2 separate regions of the Homo sapiens genome follow, and region 1 is linked to region 2. A link is a loop called in an ENCODE intact Hi-C map of the cell type or tissue named here. Cell type or tissue: chondrocyte. All regions are shown on one strand. Links, peaks and the distances in the headings refer to the core of each region. The heading gives the core; the rest is flanking DNA. Region 1 has its middle 25 kb from the start of NHEG1. Region 2 has its middle 23 kb from the start of LINC03004.

Region 1 (9,130 bases), core at 375-8,374, 680 kb before region 2:
GCTTATGTATTTATTTCATTATTTATTTGGATATGGGATACTGCATAGAAAGAAAACACACTCTGACTCGTTAGGTATATAAATCTCATAATCCTTAAGGGAAAAGAGACCAGGGAAGTGTATCTACCACTGGAGATTTTCTTTGACATTACAGACTTAAATGCTGTCACTGGCCTCCCTTTGCAAGGGCACATTCTGTTCAGATGTGTTAATAGAAAGAAAGCAGAGTCTAATGAAAATGCCAGAATGTCCTTTGGGAAGCTGACAAATAGAGTGTGCTGCTGATGTGGACTCAAGCTGCAGACCATCCATAGGCCTATTATTAGAATAGGGACAATGTCCAACCGTTCCTAATTGCTGAATGACATACACCTGCCACTTAATTTCCTCAGTGTCACCTGTGAATTATACCTAAGATCAAACAGCAAGAACATGTATTCATTCAGATATCTGTGTGTCCATCCATCCATCCATCCAGCCATCCATCCATCCATCCATCCATCCTGCCAAAAGATTGAATGTGTTCATTTAAAACTGAATATAGCAGGCTTCATCTGATGGTGCAAATATTTCTTCTTGGATACTGTGATGTGACAAGGTTTTATAGTTAAATAGATTATATTTTTCCATCAAAACAATATTATAATTGAGAGCTTGCTTCTGTTCAAAATATCAGAAATAATTACTAATAAGCTTCCAAATAGTTAGCCAAAGCAACAATATAAATAAAACCCTACAAACTTCTATAATCTATAATATAGCTTAAAAAAAAAGCAAATTCCAAGACATAGAATCTGGGAGATGGCAGAGACTTTGATAATCTTTTCTTTATTTAATAAGAAGTGAGAAAATCAAAGCTCAGAGGACTGGGTGCCACCCACTTAACTTGCCTGCTGTCACCCACTTAACTCAGTAAAGTGAAGGCAATAATAGCCTTGGTCCCCAGGTTCTCAGATCCATGTTCCCTATTTAACATGCTATTCCTGTCCCCAGAAAAATCCTAAGACACATACACGCGTGCTCTCTCTCTCACCTCTCACATTGCTTAAATAAGAGACCACAACATACTGTGAAATGCATATGATGTGAAAAGATACAACTATGGTTCGAGTGTCTAAATTAATAGCTAGCCAAAATAAATGTGACCAAAATCACAACTTTAAAAATTGTTTGCTCTGTCAAAAGCTAATAAAATATGGAGGTAACAAGGTAGAAGCCTGTTTCTCTTAACAAAACTGTTTGGGAACATTTGAGTCAGTAATTACATGGACACCATTTTCTGCCCCACCTAGACCAAAGTCTATTCATTCCTTTTTCCTTCCTTATAGAACCCTCATTTTATTTGGGTCCCTGCCACTCCCCTGCCCCTGGGCGGTGTCTGTGCCTCAGGGGAAGCCAACACTTCCAGGTCCAGGTCCTGCAGGTCTCAGGGGTATTTCAGTCCCTTGCTTGTGATTGGTTCTGGAAAAGGCACTTCATTCAAGTCAGGCAAATGAGACGATACTGGAGGGGAGGCCTAGGGGAGCTTCCAGAAGGTGCTCTCTTTTAAGGTTACTTCATGAGGAAGTAACTTATAAGGTTACTTCACGAGATTGGCCACAACACCTCACTACCTAAGTGACTTCCAAGGAAGCCAGCTCACATTGTTTATCATTTCAGCCCATTGAATGTTCCCAGTGGAGACATTCCACAATGGAGACATTCCACAATGGAGACATTCCCAAAGGAGAATTCCACAGTGAACGTGAATTCAGAATCCCTGCTCCAAAGGTGATTAGGGTATAGACTAGAGTTTCCTGACTTTTTTTGTCACCTCTCTAAAGAACCTTTTTAGATTTTTTTTCTGATATCCTCCCCACAAAATTCAATACCACAAACATACTGCTTATCTGCGTGTGTACTCTGTGTGTATCTGTGCCTTACACATTAACATAGTAAGATATTTTTGTTTCCCAAGAACAATTTTTGTCTTCTGGAAGATGGTATCATCTCCACCAAGAATGGCTTAGAGGGAGAGACAGGCTGTCCTAAAGAGAGGTATTAGGATGAGGATATCCCTAGGATGGGGGTACCCACTCATTTACAGAAAGTAGGGGCATTGCAAATTCTTTTACAAAATTGCCATTGACGAATATGAATATTTAAAAGTCTCACCACGGACTTTATTTGGTCTTGAATTCATTCCATTCCATTGTTTTTTTCTCATCCCCCTTCATATTCTCACACAACAGCAACATCCTAGCAGCCTGGAAAGAGAAAAGAGGCACAAAGGTCAGCTTGGGATAGCATGGGGGTGCAGGGTCCTAAGCCTTGGCTTTGTTGGCAAATCGCCTTCATTTCTGTCATGTCTCTGAAATGTCTCTCCCATCTTTCTCTTCTTTTTCATCTTCTTTGCCACCATCTTTATAAGCCTTCATCACCTCTGATCTGGGTAATGGACTCTCTTTTCTTTTTTTTCCTTTCTTTCTTTTTCTTTTTCTTTCTTTCTTTCTTTCTTTTTTTTTTTTTGGAGACAGGTTTTGCTCTTGTTGCCTAGGCTGGAGTGCAATGGCGCGATTTTGGCTCACTGCAACCTCTGCCTCCTGGGTTCAAGTGATTCTCGTGCCTCAGCCTCCCGGTTAGCTGGGATTACAGGCATGTGCCATCATGCCCAGCTAATTTTGTATTGTTAGTAGAGACAGGGTTTCACCATGTTTGTCAGGCTGGTCTCGAACTCCCAACCTCAGGAGATCCACCTCCCTCGGCATCGCAAAGTGCTGGGATTACAGGCATGAGCCACCGTGTCCAACCACGATCTCTCTTTTCTTAAGCATTTATTAAGGACCAACTGTATTTCAGTTGCTATTATAATCTCAATCAATACAGCAACCCTGTGAGTTACATATTAATGCCTTCATTTTACAGATGAGGAAATGGAGGCTCAAGAATTTTAGTGTCTTGCCCAAAGCTAGACCCACCAGTAAGATATAGACAGAGCTGGGGCCCAGGTAGGCCAAGTAGTACAACTTACGTCCATACTCCTTCTACTGGATTTTGTAATATCTTTAATGTGTTTAAAAAAATCACACAAGTGATAAATGAATACATTCTGTTTGCAAACAAAAAAAGATGTAATAGGTTAATGTTCCCATTAATTATCTCTCTCTATTCTTATTTTCCCCACCTCCATTCCCCAAGGTAACCACTGTCACCATTTGATGTGGCTCTTTCCAGATCTTATTCTAGAAATTTCATATATCTATCTGTGCCTCACTGCACACGAGGGACCAGAACAGGATGGTGGCGCTCACAAGACCTGGGAGGCGACTGCCCGGATGAATTCCCATGACGCTACATCTTGCATGTGGCTAAGCAGCCTCACTTGGGAATGGGTTAGTTTGTAAATCCTTCTCCTCAGAAAGTACAGGTTTGTGATGTGCAGGTGATTCTATCCTCTGCTCCAGATCATGTAGTGAATATTTAGTATGTTTCATTTTGTTTATGTTTCCATCTCTTTCCCTTCTCTAGATGATTTCTCCTCATCACCTTGTTTCTTCTTTTCTTTCCTTTTCTTTTTTTTTTTTTTTGAGACAGAGTCTCACTCTGTTGCCCAGGCTGGAGTGCAGTGGCGCAATCTCAGCTCACTGCAAGCTCTGCCTCCCAGGTTCAAGCAATTCTTCTGCCTCCGTCTCCCAAGTAGCTGGGACAACAGGCATGTGCCACACGCCCAATTAATTTTTGTATTTTTAGTAGAGATGGGGGTTTCACCTTGTTGGCTAGGCTGGTCTTGAACTCCTGACCTCAGGTGATCTGCCTATCTCCGCTTCTCAAAGTGCTGGAATTACAGTCGCGAGCCACCACACCTGGCCCCTCATCACCTTTTAACCAGAACAGTTAGGTCGTTTTCTTTCTCTTTGTGATGGCAACAGTTATTTTTATAGCTGTCTGGGGAAGGTGCTTAGGTAAATATCAGTTTGAGCTGTACAGTAAGCTTAATATAGCCCTTTTCTATGATTGATGAATTCACTACCTTCTTTTTTTGCACTTTTTGTTCAGTCAATAGAACTCGTGAATTAGTGATAGGGAAGTAAATTAGTTTAAGGTTGACAAACTTCCTAGAACCACACCCAGGGATTACACTAGATCAGATACACATAGTCACCCCTGCTCCTGTACATTGGTCCTCCAACCTTCTACTTCCCTGCAGTGGGGCATGCAGAAGGAAAAGGGACACATCTGTGAGGGAAGAAGATGATGCTGCTGACCGGCATAGACACAGGCACAGGCACATAGGGTCCGAATCTGGAGGGACCTACCATAGGAAGCTGTGGTGTGCACCCCTAGAGCCACTATGCCATGACTGTGCCTCCTTGGAGCCACCATCCAGCCTGGAGATCTCCAGGTAGAGTTCTTGGTGGAGATCACACAGGACAGCAATCTGTGGCCATAATACTATTAAAAAGGGGGCAGGGGGCAGTTCATCTTCCTGCAGAGATGGAAGTCAGATTTCCATCTTCCACTTAGATTATGGACAAAGACATTTTCTCTACATTGGTGTTAGTTGGGGCACGGGACCAGGGGGTTAAGCTAACTAGCTTGAAGGGATGTGCAAAATGACCAAGAAAGGGTGTTAGCCACTGCTTACACCCCCTTCAGTTAGCCACTGCTTACACCCCCTTCATGTAGGGGCAAAGAGACAAGAAGGTTCACACATGTGATCTGTCCCAGGAACGTAACAGAAGGTTAAGAACTGAAAGAGAGAGAGAGAGAGAGATAGAAAGATGGGTTCTGTGGTTCAGAAATCACTCCCCACTCTGGTGGGAGTCGGAGATTGGCAGTCAGATGCTGCCACACTTGCTACCATAGGGATGACTGTCATGCCGCAAGGTCTAGTCCAAAGCACATTTAGTTCCCGATGTTAAAGAGGGCTGGGAGGAAGGTGAGTGGTCTGAGAGATGAGAAGAATGCAGACAGGAGAACCAATCTGGTGACATTTTGGTCAAGTGTGCTGTCTTCATTAATTTTCGGTCTCAGGATTCCTAATTATGGAAACCAGCCAATACGTATTTTCTTCAGCCGTTCATCCCTAAGTCCTTCCGGGGCTGGACAGAGGTAATATAACAACTGTCGCCACACGGTGGCAGCAATATCTTCTTGGCTGTGCTCACCTAGCCTAGTGGGTGCTTTTTCTGTAACTGCAGAAGCCATGGCTTTCTCCCCGCTGGGACTTGCTGTTTGAGGAGCTGAGGCGCCTCACAGCACTTATTACAAAGAGTTTTCTTCATGTTTTTCTTTTTCCTTAAATGAATGCCTTGGAAAATATGAGGTTATGCATTACCGGGTAACTTTTTGCTTTTGTTTTTGTGTTGAGGCAGGGTCGCCAAAACAAAAACTTGCTCACTCTGTCGCCCAGGCTGGAGTGCGGTGGCGCCATCTTGGCTGACTGCATCCTCAACCTCCCAGGTTCGAGTGATCCTCCCACCTCAGCCTCCTGAGTAGCTGGGGCTACAGGTGTGCACCACCACATCGGCTAATTTTCTATTTTTTTTTTTGTAGAGATGGGGTTCTCATGATGTTGCCCGAGCTGGTCTCAAATTCCTCGGCTCAAGTGATCCTCCTGCCTCAGCCTCCCAAAGTGCTGGGATTACAGGCTTGGGCCACCATGCCTAGCCAGCGGGTACCTTTCTGTCTTTTCCTAATGGCTAATAATTTAAATCTAACTATATCTGTGAAGCCAGTGGTTTTGCCACAGGATGAGGAGGCGCCAGGGGACGGGAAGGTGACCAGATGTTCTAATTGAGTCAGCCTTGGTTCTGGCAATGAGCAGGTGCTCTGGAAGAAGTCCCAGGCAAGCTCTGCTGTGCCCCTTATCTGAACCGAGCTGATGAGCTGGCCCCCGTCCAGAGGAGGATGACCAGAGCAGAGAGGGATCTGGAAACCAGGAGTGACAGGGACGTGTGGAAGGGAAGGGGATGTTTGCAGAGGAAGGGATGACTTGAACACTACAGTTAAATGTTGGAAGGGTTGTCATGGAGAAGAGAGGTCGTTAGAATCAGGTCGGAAGAACTAGAACTAGTATGCTAGTTTGGAAGGGACGTTAGGAATCCCATCAAACACACTCCTCATTTTACAAAAGAAGAAAATAAGGCTGAGAGAGTGACACTTGTCTGGGGTCACGCCGTTGGCTGGTAACAGACAGACAAAGGACTAGGATACAGCCCTTTGATTATACCCAAATATGGTTGCCCATCAGGTTGTAAGCTATAGGGTGGGTGAGGAGGGTAACGAAGGTGGTGGCCTCTGTTTAGTGTTGAAGCAGAAACTGGGTGTCCAGAGAGTTCCTGAATTGCCCAGAGGGCTGGCCCCAGCCTAGTCACTGGAAAACGTCTGCGTTTACCTCTGACATACTCTATCTCTGTGTGCCATATGACTCACTTAATAACTGCCAGGTAATTCATGGTGATGAAAGTTTGTGTGTAGCGCGTGGGGTGGAGGAGGGAGTTGGTGTCTGGCCTTAGAAAAGGCTGCTTTTATGTGGCAGCAAATAGGAGGCTAGCAAGGTCTCTGGCTGGGGATTGCCTGGTGTCCTTGACCTTGCAGAGTCCCCAGGCTCCATCTTGGGGAAAAGGGAGACAGGAGAGGGAGTATTGCAGGCTTCCGTAGGCCCTCTGGGACGGGAGCAGCACTATGGGGAGATGGGTGAGCTTGTGTGCTGAACATCGCTAACTTCATAGGGCTTTGCTCTTGTCTCCATCCCTGAAAAATCCTTCCTAAGCACTGTATGGTATAAATATTTTAGTATCTGTCCATGGATTGGCTTGTTGTCTTTGTTGAGTTGCACGCATGATCTGGGCCTGGTTTCATCACACCTTGTGCAACTGCGATCATTATCTGGATGACAAAGAAGTGGGTGCAGGCCGTTCCCTGGATACGAAATGCTGAGGCAATTAAGCACATCTAATGACTGTTTTCTTAAGATGAATAGGAGTGATAGCAGTACACAAAGCAAAATGAGGTCTTATAGTCCATGCAGCCCAAGCATGGACTGGTCCTAGTAGAAGGAATGATGTAATTATGCTTCCCAAGTGTCACACCTGTACCATAGGTATTCTGAAATGACTTCATGTGTGATGACAAACATTTTCTTTTTTCTTTTTCTTTGTTTTTTTTTAGAGACAGGGCCCTGCTCTCCCATCCAGGCTGGAATGCAGTGGTGGTGATCATAGCTCACTGCAGCCATGAATTCCTGGGCTCAAGTGATCATCCTTCCTCATCCTCCAGTGTAGCTGGGACTATAGGCACATGCCAGCATGCCCAGCTAATTGAAGAAAAACATTTTCAGATGAAATTGTTGTACATATATCTTCAAGTGTGTTAGAAATATACATCTTGTGTATTAAATTTATTTGCTCAGAATGAGGCTAAAAAAATTAGTTAAAAAAATAAGTAGATAACAGCTGTTACTAAGAGCTGTGTGCTGAGTCTTGTACTAAGTGCTTTGAATGTAGTTCCTCATTTAATCGTCACAATAGCCCTTTGAATTAAATTTTGATTTACAGAAAACTGAATTGAAGCAAAGAGGAGTTGCATAATAACTTGTCCAATTCACAAAATTTTAAAGGGCAGACCTGTGTGAATCCAGACGAACATAGATCTGTCTGAATTCAGAGCCTAGACTCCTAACCACCGAGAGATACGGCTTCCTAAGAATGTAGCCACACCCCCAACAGAGGGACTTTGGTTTAGCTGGATCTTCATCCCAGAGTAGGTCCTCAGTAAATCCTTGTTGAATGGCTGAATGAATGAATAAATAGCACACAATATATGCTGATTCCGGCAAACATCACAAGGTAGCATGTGAATGCCTGAAGCTTAGGAAACTTGGACCTAGTTTAATGGTTGCAAAGTGTGTTCTTAGGAGCCATCCTGGGGTCAGCTGAAGAGGAGATTCCAGGGCTGCTGTGAGGGAAGTAGAGGCAGGTTCCTAGCCCTTCTCCCAGCTACCACAAGAGCAGCTCCCTGTTATCCACTGCCCCCGTCCCACTTCGATTTTCAAAAAAGTCTCCACTGCTTTTGAAATGAAAATAAAACAAAGAATTCCAACCTTACCTCTTAGTAATCTGGTGCAATAACATCATTATATAGATGAAGAAACTGGGGCCCAGAGAAGTAAAAGATTAGAATAAAGCCAGAGCTTAAGCCAGGCGCAGTGGCTCACGCCTGTATTTCCAGCAATTTGGGAGGCCAAGGCAGGTGGATCACCTGAGGTCAGGAGTTCGAGACCAGCTTGGCCAATGTGGTGAAACCCCGTCTCTGCTAAAAATACAAAAATTAGCTGAGCATAGTGGTGCGTGCCTGCATTCTCAGCTACCTGGGAGGCAGAGGTGAAAGAATCACTTGAACCTGGGAGGCAGAGGTTGCAGTGAGCCGAGATTGTGCCAGCCTGGGCGACAGAGCGAGACTCCATCTAAAAACAAAAAAAAAAGAATAAAGCCAGAGCTTGAATCCAGTCTTTCGGGCCCCTTTGCCCACTGCTTATTTTATCACATTGAGAAAGCTAGATTTGAAGCACACTGGAAAACATCACGGTAGTACTGATGTCTGCATCTGGCATTCAGAGAAATAGCCACAGGGACCAACCCTGACCTATACAAAAATGGATTTTAAATGCTGGGAATTCCTTATCACAAAAATGTCTTAGGTGAGGCCAGTTCTCATCATCTTCTCCATACAAGAGCAGGTTATTTGGAAGCACAAATTCAGGGGAAGTAAGTGGCATCAGCCAATCCGATTTTTAAAAAGTTTTAGGACACAATAAAACAAAAGATATTGTTCAAACTAATATGACTTAATAAGTCATTGTCCAAACCATAAACATAAATAAAAGATAACTAACATTATTATACAATAAATGATAAGTGCCAAATGAGCTATAGACGAAAAGTAAAAACTTGAGCAGAGGGAAGAATTGCTTCTAACTCGGATGACTTCAGGGCATTTAGCACGGTATAAGCAGCTCTTGAGGGGTTCTTGAAGGATTGGTGGGATTCAAGCATCCATGATATAGGGAAGAGGAAGATTTTGGGAAAGCAGAATGTTTTGGACAAACATTCATGATTGGAATTGGGGCATTGGACTGCATGGGTGGTGA
Region 2 (9,130 bases), core at 440-8,439:
TCTATAAAGTCAAGGTCTTGCAATTAAGGAGACTTTTAAATATAGTTCCAGTTTGGGTAAGTATCTAAGCCCAAAGGAAGAGAGGAGTTAGAAGTTTGTAAGTATCAGCTTCAAAAATTTTTATACCGAAAAACTGGCCAAGAGGGGAAATGAGAAACACAAACATTTATCTCAAGAAAACAAGATAAACAACAGCAAAACACAAAAAATTTTGGAAAGGAAGACAGTTCACAATGAAAATTTTCTCTATTTCTATTTGCAAACCCTAAATAACTATTTTATGCTGATTGTGGAAGAGTTCAGTGAAAATTTGTGACTTCCTTTCATGGAGAAGACAGACTTGAGTGCCTATTGCCCCTCCAATGGGAAAGCAGTGTAAAGCTTGCTGCTTTCCTTGCACTGGAGGTTAGGCCTAATTGAACAAATGTATAACTGAATTGCATGTGTGTGGTGGCAGAGAGAGAAAGAGAGAGTGAGAGCCAGAGAGAGAGATGGAGAGAGAGAGAGAAATCCTTCAACGACTGGAGAGCTGAGAGAATGCCCGAGCCAGAGTCGCAGATCCCCTCAAAACAGAAGATATAAGAATAGTACCATTACTACCTGGGGCCATTGTTTTGAAAAAATAATGTCTGTATATCAGAGGAGCATATAAGTTAGTACACAGGCTCTGCAACAAGACTGCTTGAGTGTAGATCCTGACTCTACCACCGTGGGCTCTGAGACAAGCAACTCATCATCCAGGGCCTCAGTTTCATCTAAAATAGGCAGAATAACATTCCTGTACTCCTTCAGGTTGTTGGGAGGATTAAATGGATTTCTATCTGAAACCCTTCTAGAACAGCAGCAGGCACATGTATGCAGTTGGTGTGAGCTATGTGTGCTAGTGGCCAAGGGGGGACCTCTGCTGAGCAACCTACAGAGTAGATCTGAAACATACATAAAATTTGCCATGAGGTTTTAAGAGCACTAGCTCATGGGCTTCTTGTTTAAAACTTCAATAAGGCTGTTACCTCATTGTGCCACTCTAGCCTGAAGGAGTTGGGTCTTTTCTTGCCAGGGTCTTATAAAGACCAGAAGATAAAAGACAAAAATGGAATTTGACTGCAAATTTTCATTACTAAAAGACTCCCATTTTTGCTTATATTAAGAAACAAGGTTTTCAAAGGTTTCCTCTAACCACACTATCTTGGGTTAGTCAGAATGAACACGTATTTATGGGATCACGGTCTACAGGATTTGCCTGCAATGTTAAATAAAACCACAATTTGTGTTTCTAAAGTCATCATCTGGTTAGAAAATGACCACTGTCCTAAATGTAGAAATGAAAGAGAAAGTATAACACGGGAAAGGAACATTTTAGGGGGACACACCTTAGAGGTATACAGTGGCTCATTATTTCCTAGAAGTCTCAGGCAAGGGTTCTGAACCTAGGCCTACTGAGTTTCAAGGCTGAGAAATTCCTCTGAAAATGAAGGTGACATGATAGACTGCATGTTTTTCTGCAGATAGGTTCTCAGGCTTGGTTAAATCATTATAAGTATCTGTCACTGAAATTACCAAGATCCATTGGACTAATAACATATTCAAAAACTATGGGAGAGGAACAAATGTAGTTTCTTTTTATACATTTTTTCATATTATATGTAACCTTGGATACCTCCAACATTCTATTTCAATTCCCAGACGATTTTCCAGCTAAAATACATTAGCGCCACCAAAGCGTGGGCAAAATTTTTATCTTCTCATGTTTTCCCGACAGCATTTATCTGAGTCCCAAACCAAATAATTCTGCCTATATATCATGTGAATAACACAAGGAAGTTTATTTTTAGGGGAAAAATGTCTTATCATTCATAATAATCTAATATTTCTGAAATGAATATTGATACCGAATACAATACCAGAAGGTTAGAACAGAACATACATATTTCACTGGAAGAAACTGATTTCCACCTAGTGTCTGTGAAACAGCAGAAGCGAAATTAATGTCTTCTTGCATTGGTGCTGCTGTGCATGGCAATCTCGCCAATGCCGCCAACTCCTAATAAAGGGCTCTCTTGGAACAAAGCTGCCTCTTGTCTGCTTGCTCACAGTATCTATGACACTAATATTCTAATTAGCTATCGCCATTCTCATTATCTTTGTCAGAGAGCTACGTGCTCGTGGATGCAGCCACCTAGCCACGAGATCAGATCTGCATAGTCACACACAAAACACATACACATATGCATGCACATAAAACCTAGACATATCTGCTCTGCAATATCCCATCTCCCCTTGGTTTACAGAATGCATTCCCAGTCTTTTGGGGACTTGTTGGAGGATAAACAGTAAGCCCATGAACGTGTAGTCCAAATTCATTAACGCGGCATTCAAGGCTCTCCAGGTGCCACATCCCTCTTCTCTCTATTCCCTTTGTCCCTTCCCCACCGGAACGCCACTCCTTCTCCATTCTCTCCCTATCCCATGCCTTGTCCTCTGGGCATTGGAGATGGATTCTCACTATCACGCCAAACATACCCCACACCTCCACCTCTGTGTTTCCTCTACCTGAAATTCCCCTCATACTTGTCAAATCTCTATCCCACCTTCTGCCGCCATCAAAATCCCATAAGGTCCATCTCGATCACTCCTCAATTCTCCAACACCCTAAGGCAGAAGCAATGTCTTTTTTTGCTGGACATTTTATGTATTCCTTTTATTATATAACTTATACAACTTTGTCACCACCTTTGGACATTTCATCCCACTGCCTCCCCTGCTCCTGTGCCTCCCACAGGCTCTGCCATATTCCCCTGCTCAGCGTAGAGGGTCCTCAGTAGATGCTGGGGACATGAACTAAGTTGAATGGTAGGATTATAGGAATAGAAAATACTGCAGTTAATAATAAGATCATTTTTAATAAAATTTTTCTCTAGATTCATGAGCATATTTTCTTCTAGCCCTTGACAGAACGAACAATGGAAATGTATTGTTCATAGGTATGTACTATATCGGGTATGCATGAACACTGGCATGTTTGCCATTCTCTTTCAACCTGGGGGCTTAAATTTTCCTTTGCACCAGGCCACTGCCATCTAAGCCCTGCAGGATTTGGGGACCAGATGAGTCCTTGTATGACATCTGATAGTAAGTATTTATTTTATTAACAAACGAGGCCACAAAGAATGTGACCAGTTGAAAACAGAGTTTGGTTTCTTCATGTCTCTCCTTCACCATAGGGATTTTGTCTCTTTCATTGTAGCACTTAGCATAGAGTCCATATCCAACAAGTATTTGAAAATATTTTCTTCCTACTCTTTCATGTTATCTTCATTCAATAGTGAGGGTTTATAATTTTTCCTCCCTTCTTTCCTTCCTTCCTTCCTTTGGAGTTTATTGTGTTGACTTTTTTTTTGCTATCGTTGCGAACATTGGAATATGAGATGACACCCAGGCAGTGCCAGGGCCGAGCAGTGTGTTAAGTATGGCTTCTATTTTGTGAGCTCACACTGCCCTCTCCTGGCCTCTGGGTAGATCTTAAAACTTCACTCGGATTGCAGCACAAAACACATTCCAGCAGGCAGAGAAAGAATGATAATAAATGGGACACAAAATCCTTCCAATATTAATAATCTAATCATTTCAAATTTTAAAAACTATTTGGCTCTACTCTCTATGCTTTTGGTAATTCCAAGCACTTGAAAATATCTATAAAATTCAAAATTCTTAACATTGTCTTTCCATTTTATTTATTTATTTATTTTTTGGTGGAAAGCTTGTTATAATATCTTGAATAAAATGTGGTCCTGGGCCGGGCAAGGTGGCTCACATCTGAAATCTCAGCACTTTGGGAGGCCAAGGCAGGAGAATCACGAGGTCAGGAGTTTGAGACCAGCCTGGCCAACATGGTGAAACCCCGTCTCTACTAAAAATACAAAAAATTATCTGGGCATGGTGGTGGGCACCTGTAATCGCAGCTACTCTGGAGGCTGAGGCAGGAGAATCTCTTGAACCCAGGAGGCGGAGGTTGCGGTGAGCCGAGATTGCACCACTGCACTCCAGCCGGGCAGCAATGCGAGACTCCGTCTCAAAAAAAAAAAAAAAAAAAAAAAAGAAGGTGGTCATGATATTTGATATTTTAGTAAGATGTTTTTGTTTTTGCTTACTTTCTAGTTCTACTTAAGGCTTTTGGTGGTGGTGGTTTGTTTTGTTAGCAAGTGATGTGCAGTCATGTCCAGGCTCTGCCACTCACTAATTAGGTGATCAGGATCTAGGACAAGTCATTTCAACCCTCAGCCTTAGTTCCTTCATCCAGATGTGGCTGTAGAAATACCTACCCTATCTTCCTCACTAGAAATGATAGAAAGATCAAATGAAATATTTTATGTGAAGGCATTTGGAAAACTCTAAGATGCCATACTCATATGAACTATGATGATTATTTCTAGATTTTACAAAAAGACAACTTAACAAAAGATACTAGGTGTTATAATGCCAGGTGAAGTGCAATTGTATTAAAAAGACTTCACTTTTAAACATTAAAAAATTTTAAAGATATATGAATCTAGAAAATATTCTTTGTTTCCTTCCCAAAAACTTCTTAGAATAATATAGAAAATGACACTTTCCTGAGGAATTTTTTTGTATATTATTAGCAAAGGGCAGAATATTGGATTAAAAATCCAGAAAGCCCTGTAATTCTATGTTTTTAAAGCATAGGAATAATCTATCTAATGACAGTATATAGTCTTTAAATAGGTCTTATATCTTCAAAATAAAAATAATAAAACCTCCATTAATACAAAAATAACAAAATTATACAAAAATTAACTCAAGATGGATGAAAGACTTAAATGCAAAACCCAAAACTATAAAATTCTAGAAGAAAATCTAGGCAATACCATTCAGGACATAGGCAGGGGCAAAGATTTCATGATGAAAACGCCAAAAGCAATTGCAACAAAAGCAAAAATTGACAAATGAGATCTAAATAAACTAAATAGCTTCAGCACAGCAACAGAAGCTATCATCAGAGTGAACAGACAACGTACAGAAGAGGAGAAAATTTTTGCAATCAATCCATCTGACAAAGGTCTAATATCCAGAGTCTACAAGGAACTTAAACAAATTTACAACCTCATTAAAAAGTGAGCAAAGACCATGAACAGACATTTCTCAAAAGAAGACATTCATGCGGCCAACAAACATGAAAAAAGATCAACATCACTGATCATTAGAGAAATGCAAATCAAAACCACCACAATGAGATACCATCTCACGCCAGTCAGAATGGTGATTATTAAAAATATACAGAAACAACAGATGCCGGTGAGGTTGTGGAGAAAAAGGAACATTTTACATTGTTGGTGGGAGTGTAAATTAGTTCAACCATTGTGGAAGACTGTGTGATGATTTCTCAGACCTGGAACCAGAAGTATCATTTGACCCAGCAATCCCATTACTGGGTATATACCCAAAGGAATATAAATCATTCTATTATAAAGATACATGCATGCGTAGGTTTATTGCAGCACTATTCACAATAGTAAAGACCTGGAATCAACCCAAATGCCCATCAATGATAGACTGGATAAAGAAAATGTGGTACATATATACCACTGAATACTATGCAGCCATAAAAAGGAATGACATCATGTCCTTTGCAGGGACATGGATGGAGGTGGAAGCCATTATCCTCAGCAAACCAACACTGCATGTTCTCACTTATGAGTGGTAGCTGAATGCTGAGAACACATGGACACATGGCGGGGAAAAACAAACACCAGGGTCTGTCAGAGGGCTTTGCAGGGAGGGAGAGCATCAGAAAGAATAGCTAATGGATGCTGGGCTTAATACCTAGGTGATGGGTTGATCTGTGCAACAAACCACCATGGCACACGTTTACCTATGTAACAAACCTGCACATCCTGCACATGTACCCAGGAACTTAAAATAAAAATTGAAGAAAAAAAAGAGAGAGAAAAGATATTATCTCCAAAAATAAAGTAAATGACAGGGAGAAAAAAATAAATTAAAAAAGGGAATGTGTTTAATCAACATTTGTCTATTTTATGCTCCATGGGAAAAAAAAATGTCAAAGGGAAAGTGAAATCTGTAGAGGAGTTAAACAACACTGGACTTTTAAGTAATTATTCTACTTCTCTCTCTTTCATTGTGCTAATATATTCTTGACCAAGAATTGACATAAAAAAATTTGTACAAACGTATAGGGTACATGAGAAATTTTGTTACAGGTGTATAATGTGTAGTGACTGACTCAAGGTATTCAGAGAGTCCATTACCTAAGTACAATACATGTTTGTTAAGCATAGTCACCCTACTCTGCTACTGAACGTGGAATTTGTTCCATCTTACTGTATGCTTGTTTGTTTAAACCCATTTCTCTTCATCTCCCCCCACTCACACTTCCCAGTCCCTGTTAGCTATCTTTCCACTCTCTACGTCCAAGCAATCAAAATTTTAGTTCCCACATCTAAGTGAGAACTTGTGATATTTGCCTTTTTGTGATTGGCTTAGTTCATTTAAGATGATGACCTCCAGTTCCATCCATGTTGACATGATTTCATTCTTTTTTATGGCTGAATAGTATTTCATTGTGTATATCCATATACCACATTTTCTTTGTCCATTTATCCATTGATTAACACTTAGGTTGATTCCATATCTTCGCTATTGTGAATAGTGCTGCAATAAACATGTGAGTGCAGGTATACCTTTGATATATTGATTTTTTTTTTCTTTTGAGTAGATACCCAATACTGGGATTGCTGGATTCAATGGTCATTCTAGTTTTCATTTTTTGAGAAATTGCCATACTGTTTCTCAGTAGGTGTACTAGTTTATTTACATTCCCACCTACACAGTGTACAAGACTTTCTTTTTCTCCACATCCTTACCTGAATTTGTTACTTTTTTTTTTTTTTTTTTTTTTTTTGAGACGGAGTCTCAATCTGTCACCCAGGCTGGAGTGCAGTGGCTTGATCTCGGCTCACTGCAACCTCCGCCTGCTGGGTTCAAGAGATTCTCCTGCCTCAGCATCCTGAGTAGCTGGGACTACAGGCGCTCGCCACCACGCCCAGCTAATTTTTTGTATTTTTAGTAGAGACGGGATTTCACCGTGTTAACCAGGATGGTTTCCATCTCCTGACTTTGTGATCCGCTCGCCTTGGCCTCCCAAAGTGCTGGGATTACAGGCGTGAACCACCGCGCCCGGCCTCTGTTACTTTTTGTCTTTTTAATAACAGCCATTTTGACCGGAGTAAGATAACATCTCATTGTGGCTTTGATGTGCATTTCTCTGACGATTAATGATGTTGAGCATTTCTTCATATGCCTTTTGGCCATTTGAAGCCTGTCTTCAAATTTGAAGCATTTGGCCATTTGAAGCATGTCTTCTTTTGAGAAATGTTCATTGTTTTACTTCGTCCACTTTTTAGTGGAATCATTTGTATTTCCTGTTGAGTTGTTTGGGTTCCTTGTTTATTCTGGACATTAGTGCCCTTTTGGATGAATAGTTTGCAACTATTTTCTCCTATTCAATGAGTTGTCTCTTCAACTGTTTACTGTTTCCTTTGCTGTGAAGAAGCTTTTAGGTTTAATATAGTCCCATTTGTATGTTTTTGTTTTTGTTGCTCATGCTTGAAATTTTAGTCATAAATTCTTTGCGTAGACCAATCCAGGAAAGTTTTCCTAAGGTTTCCATTGATGTGGAGTTGCGCGGACTGTTGGACCCCAGAGCAGGATGCAGTCTACTGGGAGTTGGGCTCCCAAAGCGGCACTGTGCTGCAGCTGCTTAGTGTGGACTCGGGGTGTGTGGGACCCAGCGGGAGCGCCCTCTTTGGAGCAATGCCATCGCACGGATTCCAGGCAGTTCCCTATGTTAGTCTCGGGGTCTCTGTGGGTCCAGGGGCTCTTCCGTGGCTAGGACTGCGGGAGTCCTCAGTGGGAATGTGGACCACTGGGGGTCAGTCACTTACCCTTCCCCTACTCTGGGGAGCCTGCCTGGGTTTTCAGCCAATCCCAGCCAAGTAGGCTACTTTGCTTCCCTCTCGTTTCTTGGCCTAGGTGTTTCCTGTCACTTTTCTGTTGAATTTTAGTGTTCTCTCTGAGGCAATCTATCCGAAGTATGGCTATCTCCTTGCTGTTTTGGTTCTTCTTTGTAAAGCGGGGTGAGTACTGAATGCCTCTAGTCAGCTGTCTTGAAGCTCCCTACATTGATCTTTTTTTTGTGTTGGGAACATTATCATTCTCTTCTAGCTATTTGGAAATATTTAATAAATTATTGCTGACTATAATTTTCTTCCTGTACTATTGAATACTAGAACTTATTTCTTTTATCTAACTGTATTTTTATACCCCTTAACCAACCTCTCTTTATTCCCTCCTCCCCTTCCCAGCCTCTGGTCACCACGATTCTACTTTCTACCTCCAGGAAATCCACTCTTTTAGCTCCTCCTTATGAGTAAGAACATGCAGTATTTGTCTTTCTGTGCCTGGCTTATTTCCATTAACATAATGACTTCCAGTTCCAGCCATGTTGCTACAAATAACAGGGTTTCTTTTTCTTATGTCTGAATAATATTCCATTGTGTGTGTGTGTGTGTGTGTGTGTGTGTGTGTCACACACAACATTTTCTTTATCTATTTATCCATTGATGGACATTTGGGTTGGTTCCATTCTTGGCTATTACAAATAATGCTTCAATAAACATGTGAGTGCAGATATTTCTTTAATGTACTTATATCCTTTCTTTCAGATATATACCCAGAAATAGGATTGCTAGATCATAGGGTAGTCCTATTTTTAGTTTTTTGAGGGACTTCCGTACTATTTTCCACAATGACTCTACTAATTTACATTCTCACAAACAGTGTACAAGCATTCCCCTTTCTCTGCATCTTCACCAGCATCTGTTGTTTTTGTCTTTTTGATAATAGCCATTCTAACAGGGGAAAGATGACTTTTCATCGTGGTTTGATTTGCATTTTCGTGATGATTAGTGATGTTGAGCATTTTTCAAAGACCCATTGCTCATGTCATGTGTATGTCTTCTTTCGGGAAACATCTATTCAGATCTTTTTGACCATTTTTAAATTGCATTATTGTTTTATTGCAATTGAGTTGTTT

The links. A loop is a pair of places that touch in the nucleus more often than their neighbours do. Peaks named below come from ENCODE experiments on the same cell type or tissue, not always from the same donor. Only the 100,000 strongest peaks of a DNase experiment are listed, where the experiment ranks them.
Region 1: it touches region 2 in a loop (13-fold over the local background); 39 of 110 quality-filtered maps call a loop at or near these places.

Annotation. Positions count from the first base shown.
Region 1 is chr6:136,963,211-136,972,340 of GRCh38, forward strand. No RefSeq gene overlaps it. Among named protein-coding and RNA genes, the nearest start is that of NHEG1, 25 kb to the right of the region's middle. In chondrocyte, for the core only: a CTCF peak has its summit at 5,120 (motif pointing right); no DNase peak of the experiment used is centred there.
Region 2 is chr6:137,638,192-137,647,321 of GRCh38, forward strand. No RefSeq gene overlaps it. Among named protein-coding and RNA genes, the nearest start is that of LINC03004, 23 kb to the right of the region's middle. RefSeq lists an enhancer at 3,381-3,430. In chondrocyte, for the core only: CTCF peaks have their summits at 3,487 (motif pointing left) and 3,687; no DNase peak of the experiment used is centred there.